3 separate regions of the Homo sapiens genome follow, and all the other regions are linked to region 1. Evidence: chromatin loops called from intact Hi-C (ENCODE). Cell type or tissue: OCI-LY7. All regions are shown on one strand.

What was found. Peaks named below come from ENCODE experiments on the same cell type or tissue, not always from the same donor. Only the 100,000 strongest peaks of a DNase experiment are listed, where the experiment ranks them.
Region 2: a loop joins it to region 1, with 4 times the contacts of the local background. A loop is called at or near these places in 2 of 110 quality-filtered maps.
Region 3: it touches region 1 in a loop (5-fold over the local background); 1 of 110 quality-filtered maps calls a loop at or near these places.

The regions. Positions count from the first base shown.
Region 1 is chr10:22,377,960-22,380,459 of GRCh38, reverse strand. The region is part of intron 4 of SPAG6 (sperm associated antigen 6); the gene reads right to left. Among named protein-coding and RNA genes, the nearest start is that of SPAG6, 34 kb to the right of the region's middle. RefSeq lists an enhancer at 1,371-1,600. In OCI-LY7, no CTCF peak of the experiment used is centred here; DNase peaks (open chromatin) are centred at 1,199 and 2,299; H3K4me3 peaks cover 1,032 bases; H3K27ac peaks cover 1,419 bases.
Region 2 is chr10:22,320,447-22,322,946 of GRCh38, reverse strand. The region is part of intron 5 of COMMD3-BMI1 (COMMD3-BMI1 readthrough); the gene reads right to left. It overlaps BMI1 (BMI1 proto-oncogene, polycomb ring finger), which reads right to left and starts at 1,848. Exons shown (of 10, transcript NM_005180.9): 1 at 1,251-1,848. RefSeq lists silencers at 1,484-1,683, 1,874-2,043, 2,104-2,363. In OCI-LY7, no CTCF peak of the experiment used is centred here; DNase peaks (open chromatin) are centred at 1,396, 1,916 and 2,226; H3K4me3 peaks cover 1,579 bases.
Region 3 is chr10:23,367,854-23,370,353 of GRCh38, reverse strand. No RefSeq gene overlaps it. Among named protein-coding and RNA genes, the nearest start is that of C10orf67, 24 kb to the right of the region's middle. In OCI-LY7, no CTCF peak of the experiment used is centred here; a DNase peak (open chromatin) is centred at 1,333; H3K4me3 peaks cover 1,286 bases; H3K27ac peaks cover 1,774 bases.

The DNA of each region.
Region 1 (2,500 bases):
CAGGCATGGTGGCAAGCACCTGTAGCTACTCGGGAGGCTGAGGTGGGAGGACCCCTTGAACCCAGGAGGCAGAAGTTTCTGTGAGCCAAGATCACGTTGCTTCACTTCAGCCTGGGCAAAAGAGCAAGACCCTGTCTCAAAACAAACAAACAAACAAACAAACAAAACCTACATTTAAAATTGGCTGCCACTTATATGATATTAATGTTATGTTAATAATAATTCCTCATCCCATTCAACCAAATTTTTCATGATTGGGTGAAATTATAATAACAAATATGTTGCTGCAATTACCAAAGCTGGTTACTTACTGGTAACTCCAGCATGATTTTGGTAATAGCACTTCCAAAGTAAAAGAAATCTGTTGGCCAGGCGCAGTGCCTCACTCCGGTAGTCCCAGCACTTTGGGAGGCCAAGGTGGGAGGACTGCTTGCATCCAGGGGTTCAAGACCAGCATGGGAAACAGAGAGAGACCCTGTCTCCAAAAAAAATCAAAACTTAGCTGGACATGGTGGCACGTGCCTGTAGTCTCAGCTACTCGGGAGGCTGAAGTGGGAGGATTGCTTGAGCCCAGGAGGTCAAGGCTACAGTGAGGTGTGATCATGCCACTGTACTCAGCCTAGGCAACAGAGCAACACCCTGTCTCAAAGAAAAATCTCTTTAGGTTTTGGTCTAACCCAGCTGTTTACAACTGGTTTAGTTATCTACTGCTATGTAACATCACACCAAATTTAGCAGCTTAAAACAGCAAACATTTATTATCTCATAGTTTCTGTAGGTCAAGAATCTAGGAGTGGCTTACCTGCCAGGTTCAGGCTCAAGACCTATCACTAGGCTACAATCAAGAAGTCAACTGGGGCTGTAGTCAATTGAGGATATGTGTCCAGGCACACTCGTGGGAGGGTTAAAGGGAATCTTTAGTTCTGTGCCCTATGGGCCTCTACATAGGCTGCTCATGATGAGGCTTCCTCCAAAGTGAGTGATTCAAAAGAGAGGACCCAAGTGATTCAAAAGAGAAGACTCAAGATTATAAAAGACATTTCAGTCTTTTATAATCTAAGCCTGGACGTGGCATAGCATTGCCTCTGCTATAGTGCATTGGTGCAACGGGGGAGGGGACTACACAAGGATGTGAATAAGAGGAGGCAGGCATCATGGAGGCTGCTACCACAAAAAGCTTTGTTCTACACCAACACATCTGCAAGACAACATCCCTCCATAGGCAACAGTGACTCACTAGAGCTATCATTCTCAGCTGAGAGATTGACATCTCCAATTGCAGGTGGAAGTGAGAAAAGCATAAAGGGGGAATTTGCATATTACTATGTAAAAGTCTCGAGTGATTTTTATTTCTCACACACACACAAATGTCATTTTTCCTACTCTCATCATTTCTATCTTTCTTGCCTCCACCCAATCGTCAGAGCCATTAGTTTAACCCTAACACATGGGTTGAGTGTTTGAGAGCTTAAGGGTTAACATACATACATACATTTGCTTTAAAGGCGAAATAATTCTGGCTCCTTTAAAAAGTCAAGTGAGTCAAATAAGCCATTGATCTGGAGTTAACAGGGCTTTAGTAAGAAATTACAATCAGCTGGGAGGGAAGGCAGCTCTCACAGGACTCAAGTAAAAAGCAGCTTCAAAACATGGTAAGAAAAAGTCAAGAAGTGGAGACCAGACAAAAGGAAAGTGAGAAAAAAAACAAAACAAAAACACTTGGTTATAGCCTTGAACAACAATAGGCTGAGGAAATTTGAAGTCATTTTAGCTCCCATCCCCACCACTAATTTAGCATTAGACCTTTAACAGCTGAGACCAAGCTGAATCGAGTAACGCAAAACTACAGAGAGGGTCTGGAGTGTCCCGGTAAAGAAGAAAATAGCTAAAATAAATGGAATTACATCTTTACAAAGTAATGCTTTTTGAATCTAGAAGTTGTTTCATTTGTTTTCCACCTGCTTTATATAGCATTTGCAACCATAGTTGTGGTTTCACTCTACCTATAACTTTGCATTTTGCTTAAAAAAAAAAAAAAAAAACCTGCCCAGACTTCACCACTATGCAATGTATGCATGTAAGAAATCTGTACTCATGGCCAGACGCACTGGCTCACGCCTGTAATCCCAGAACTTAGGGAGGCCGAAGTGGGCAGATCACCTAAGGTCAGGAGTTCAAGACTAACCTGGCCAACATAGTGAAACCCCGTCTCTACTAAAAATACAAAAATTAGCCAGGCGTGGTGGCATGCACCTGCAATCCCAGCTACTCGAGAGGCTGAGGTGGGTGAATCGTTTGAACCCAGGAGGCGGAGGTTGCAGAGAGCTGAGATTGCACCGCTGCACTCCAGTCTGGGTGACAGAGTCAGACTCTGTCTCAAAAAGAAAAAAAAAAAAAAAAAAAAGAAAAGAAAAGAAAAAAAGATCTGTACTTGTACCCCGTAAATACATAACAATTTTTTAATTAATATACAAAAATAATTTTTAAAATAAATAATAGA
Region 2 (2,500 bases), 58 kb after region 1:
CACTAAATCCTTTTATTGCAAGTGGTAATGATCAAAGTCTCTCTACTTGTTTACTTCCAATTATTAACTGTAAATCTCTGGGAAAAAGATCATGCCATATCACTGTCAAGCCCAAGTGACTGCGTAAACATATGCAATCAACTTTTTAGTGCTCTTTTCTAAAGCATCCCTTTGCCAAATGACCTATGCTGACATTTAGCAAAACCTGTAAAAGATAGTGGACTGGAGTCATGATGCTGAGTGCATCCTTTAGTAGAAGTCGAGAGAAAAGTTGCAGTCTCCAAAAGGGGAAAAAAGAAAAAGGAGAAAAAGAAGTAGTGAGAAAGCAAGCCTCCAGCAAAGCTAACGTCCAGTCACCATCTTCACTCCACAAAAAGCTCCAAATTTGAAATGCCCACTTCCCAGGGAGCACCTCCCAAGCGATGTTCAGAGCACTTATCCAAGACTCCCAACACACACCACCTTGAAAACTTCAGCATTTTAAACACAAATGCAGGAGACCTTGGAAACAACTGGGAACCGCCATCTTACCAGCCATCCAATCTCAGACAAGTGTCCCCCCAACTTAAGTTAATAACATTTTCGTCGGGGCTCTCTCCAGCCTAACACCCACCTTGGCGGGATGGCCGCCCCCCACGCAACCCGTCCCTATAAAATGGGGGCGTTCTCTGGCTGCTGGAGCCCCTCCAGAGCCCTTTCTTCGGGAGAGGAGGGAAGCCACTTGACCCAAGCAGCTCCCGATTTCAGGAACCCGTCCCCGTTTCATCCAAATCTACCTCTCAACAAAGGGCGCTGCGGCCGGGAGAGCCGCCGAGGCTGGAAATACCAGTACTCCTCTCGGGGGCCATGTGCGTCGCGAGGGTGCGGAGGGGCGCCCGGGGGAGCGGGGAACTAAAACGTGGGGCCGCGCGCGGCGCGCCGGGGCTGAGCGGGCGGCGGCGGCTGGAGCGGCGCCGAGCCCTGCTGGCGGCGGCGGCGCGGCGCGGGCTGCGGGTCGGTCCCGGCGCCGCGGGAGTCGGCGGGCGGCGGCGGGCGCGCGCTCGCGGGCGCGGGGAGGGCGGCGCGCGGGGCCGGCAGGCGCGGGGCGGGCGGCGCGGGGCGCGGGGCCGGGCGCCCACGCTGTCAGCGCCCTCCCGGCGGCGCGGCCGGGGCGCGGGGGGGGCTCCCCTTCCACCCGCGGCCGCCCCGAGCCCCGCGCGGCCCCCGCCGGCCCCCAGCCCCGTCCCGGGGGCGCCTCGCCTCCTACGTACCCGGAAAGAGCAGCCGGCGCGAGGCGATCGAAGCGGGCGGAAAAGACAATGAAAGTTAAAAGTCGTTCAGCAGAAAATGAATGCGAGCCAAGCGGCCATCTTGAAGCGAGCTGCAGACGCCGCTGTCAATGGGCAACCAGCGCGGCCCCGAGCAGCCGCGGCCGCCACGCTCGTCTCATGCCGCCTCCGGCCGGCCTCCTCCTGCTCCGGCGCCTCGGCCTCCTCCGGCGCCTCGGCCTCCTCCTCCTCCGCCTCCGCCTCGACCTCCAACGCCTCCTCCTCCGGGGCCTCCTCCTCCTCCTCCTCGGCCGCCGCCGCCTCCTCCCGCTCCGCACTCGGGGGAGGGCGCGCGCGGAGGGGGCGCGATCGGTTTTATTCTGCGGGGCTGGGAGGTGCTGCTAAGCCGGAACGGGGCTCCCGCGCCCACATCCCCATTGTCTCGCCCCGATCTCTGCCTCTCATACTACGATTATTTCATAGTTGCTGTGGGGGAGGCGGGCGGGCGGGGGGCGCCGTGTGTGTGCGTGCGAGCGGGGGGAGGGGAGGAGGGGGAGGGGAGGGTGGAAAAAAATGCACCGCTGAAGGCAGAGTGGAAACTGACACCGGCTCCAAAATGGCTCGGAGTCCGCCCGCCCCCTCCCCCCGCCGCCCCCCCAGCGGGTCACGTGCTCCCCTCATTCCTTAAGGGCGGCCTGGGAATTAGTGTCGGTGTAGTCAGGCCCGTGGCCGCCCCCTCCCCTCCGCGCCGCGCGCCCGGCCCCCTCCCTCGCTCCGCGCCGCGGCGGCGGAGACATTTCTCCACAGCGCCACACGCGCCGCCCTGCTCCGCGCGGCCGCCGCTCCGGCCCCGCACGCCGCGCAGCCCACCCCGCCCCCCGTTCTTTCTTTCTCCCGGCCGCCCGCCTCCTCCCGGGGCGCATACGTCCCGCGGCCGCCGCCCCCCGGCCGGCCCCGCGGGCTGCGGCCCAGGCTCCGGCGCCGCGGCGCGGAACCTGCGCCCAAGTTGGGCTCGCGGAAACAACAGCGCCCGCCCCTGCCCGCCAGCCCGCGGCCGCGCCGGCCTCTTCCCCGCCCGCGGGCGGCCGAGGCGGGGCGCGCGCGGGCGACGGCTGGCTCCGGGCAGGGGCTCCGCGCCGGGCCGGGACCGGGCGGCCGAGGGTCGGGCTGTGGGCGAGCCCTCGGGCGCAGGTAACGGGCCGGGCAGCCGCCCGCGCCCGCCCCCGGAGCCCCGAAGCAGGGGTCTGCGACAA
Region 3 (2,500 bases), 990 kb before region 1:
TGAACAAGCACGCCTTGCTAAGCTCCCACCACTACAAGTTTATTACCATTACATCACACCCCTTTCCTGTTTCTCTGCAACTGTTCACTTCTTCCATCAGACTCAGCACAAAAGCACAGTCTTCCCTGGGTCTTCAGGTCTTCACTTTGGAAGGCTCCCCTGTCACGTAAACCTTGGTTAAATAAATTTGTGATGCTTTTCTCTTGTTACTCTGTCTCTTGTTATAGGAGTATCTGCCATGACCCTTGTGATGGATGAGGAAAGGGTATTGGTTTTTTCCCCTACATTCTTTTGTTTTAGATGGAGTTTCGCTCTTGTTGCCCAGGCTGGAGTACAATGGCGCGATCTCGGCTCACTGCAACCTCCTCCTCCCGGGTTCAAGCGATTCTCCTACCTCAGCCTCCCAAGTAGCTGGGATTACACGCATGCACCACCACTCCCGGCTATTTTTTTTTTTTTTTGTATTTTTAGCAGAGAGGGGGTTTCTCCATGTTGGTCAGGCTGGTCTTGAACTCCCAACCTCAGGTGATCCGCCTGCCTCGGCCTCCCAAAGTTCTGGGATTACAGGCATGAGCCACCGAGCCTGGCCCTTCCCCTACACTCTTGAGAGAAATTTTGGAGGGGAAACCCTCTCTCCCTCTGGACATTGGTATAACTGAGGCCTGGAATGGCTGCAGACATCTTGCTCTAGGCCTTGAGGATGAGTCCAGAGAGTTGGAGGAACGTGGAGTTAAAACCACTGAATTGAGCCAATCCTCCAGAGAACATAGTGTCTTATCTCTAAACTCGCAGGCTCACAATCTAATGCATTTATGCATTGTTTAATTTTGGTGTTCAGTTACCTGCTGCTCAAAGTGTCCTAAATGTTCCAGTAACCAAACCCAGCCTGAGAGAGAGGAAGTCTTGACAATTTCCTTCTCAAATCAAACCATGGAGTTTGAGAATTAACCTTCAGCAATACCAACAGCAACATCTTGGACTTTATCCAAACATTAAAAGAGTTGTGAACAGTATCGCCTCAAAGACAGGGAAGCGGAGAGATAAAAACGACCTTCCAGAGGTAGTGGCTTATAGAAACTACTGTTGCTTTGTTAATTAAATGTTAGTTTAATAATCTTTTATATCTGCATTAATTTTTCTGAGATATCATCTATATTTTAATAGTCTTTGAGCAGATGAACAGGGGAAAGACTGAATAGATAATTTACCTCCCCAGTCAGGAAATCATTCTGATTAAATGGGTCCTGGAAAATCTCTACTTCCTCTCTTTTGGCACAGAGGAAGTGTTCAGCTGTTTTGTTTTCAAAAACCTCAAGGTATATCAGTTAACCAGCTGTCCTGGATGTGGTTTTGCTAGTTTGTGTATGGTTATTGAGTGATTTATCAACGGAAAAAGAAAGAATGAAAGAGAAAACACAAAAAGGCAAGGCATGGACAGACACGAACATAGCAAAGAGATCTACAGCCTCCATAGGTGAATTTCATTCTTGTTTAGAAAGTCTAGTGATGGTAGATGTCACTCAATGCCCACTTGATTTATTATTTTTTTCTTAAAAGAGAACTCCTTGCTTCAGGAATCAAAACACCAAACCAAAACTTTGTTCTGTGGCTCTCTCTCAGCCCATTTTCTCATAAAGATTTAGTAACAAGGATTAGGTATTGTGTTCCCAAAACCTTCCTCTTAGACAACATTGAGCCAGATTATCTAAATGCCTAACCTACCACCTGGGCAATAGAAAATCTGGGGGAAATGCATGAATCCTTAACGCAATGCACCACTCAATGAGTCTGACCCAGATGCTATAAAAAGCACATTTTCCTTGCAAAGTTAGTGGGTCACACATGAGTTGATCTGTGGATTGCACAGACCTTATATTTGATTTTGGGGGAGCTGATACCGGATTTTTCTGGTTAGTGCTGCTCTCAGCATTTTGCTAAGTAACACTGCACATTGGAGAGATGAGGAGCTTGCTCAGGGCCATGTAACGGGGGTCACCTCAGCAAACCAGCCAGAAACAGAGCGGGGACAGGGCAGAAGTGTTGGGCAGGACAGCTGTTTCAGGGCTCACTTAGCTCAATTCCCTGAGTTTACAACAGCCATCGCCATGTTTTGTAGAATGACCTCCCAGAACTTCCTGCTGTTTTTCTCTAGGCCTGAGCTTGGACAAGCCTTTAGTAAATGCTTGCTGTTGCATTTTATCAGCTCATGTCCTTTTAATTGAGTTACTAATTAATAAGAAAACATTTCTTACATCATCTACATATCTTCTGTGTGACTTTGTTCTGAGCTGTTGGAAATCCTTTTCTAGAGTGGCCTCCAACCACATTTGCTGAAACAGCTGCAACTAGCTGCATTATTCATTTCCCTCTCTTGCTTCATTCTTCTCCATGGCACTTACCACCACTTGATATATTATATATTAATCTGTTAATTGTTTATGTGCACACACGAATATATGCTGTAACAGTGAAGAAAATTGTTCATCTGCATGTTATTCCA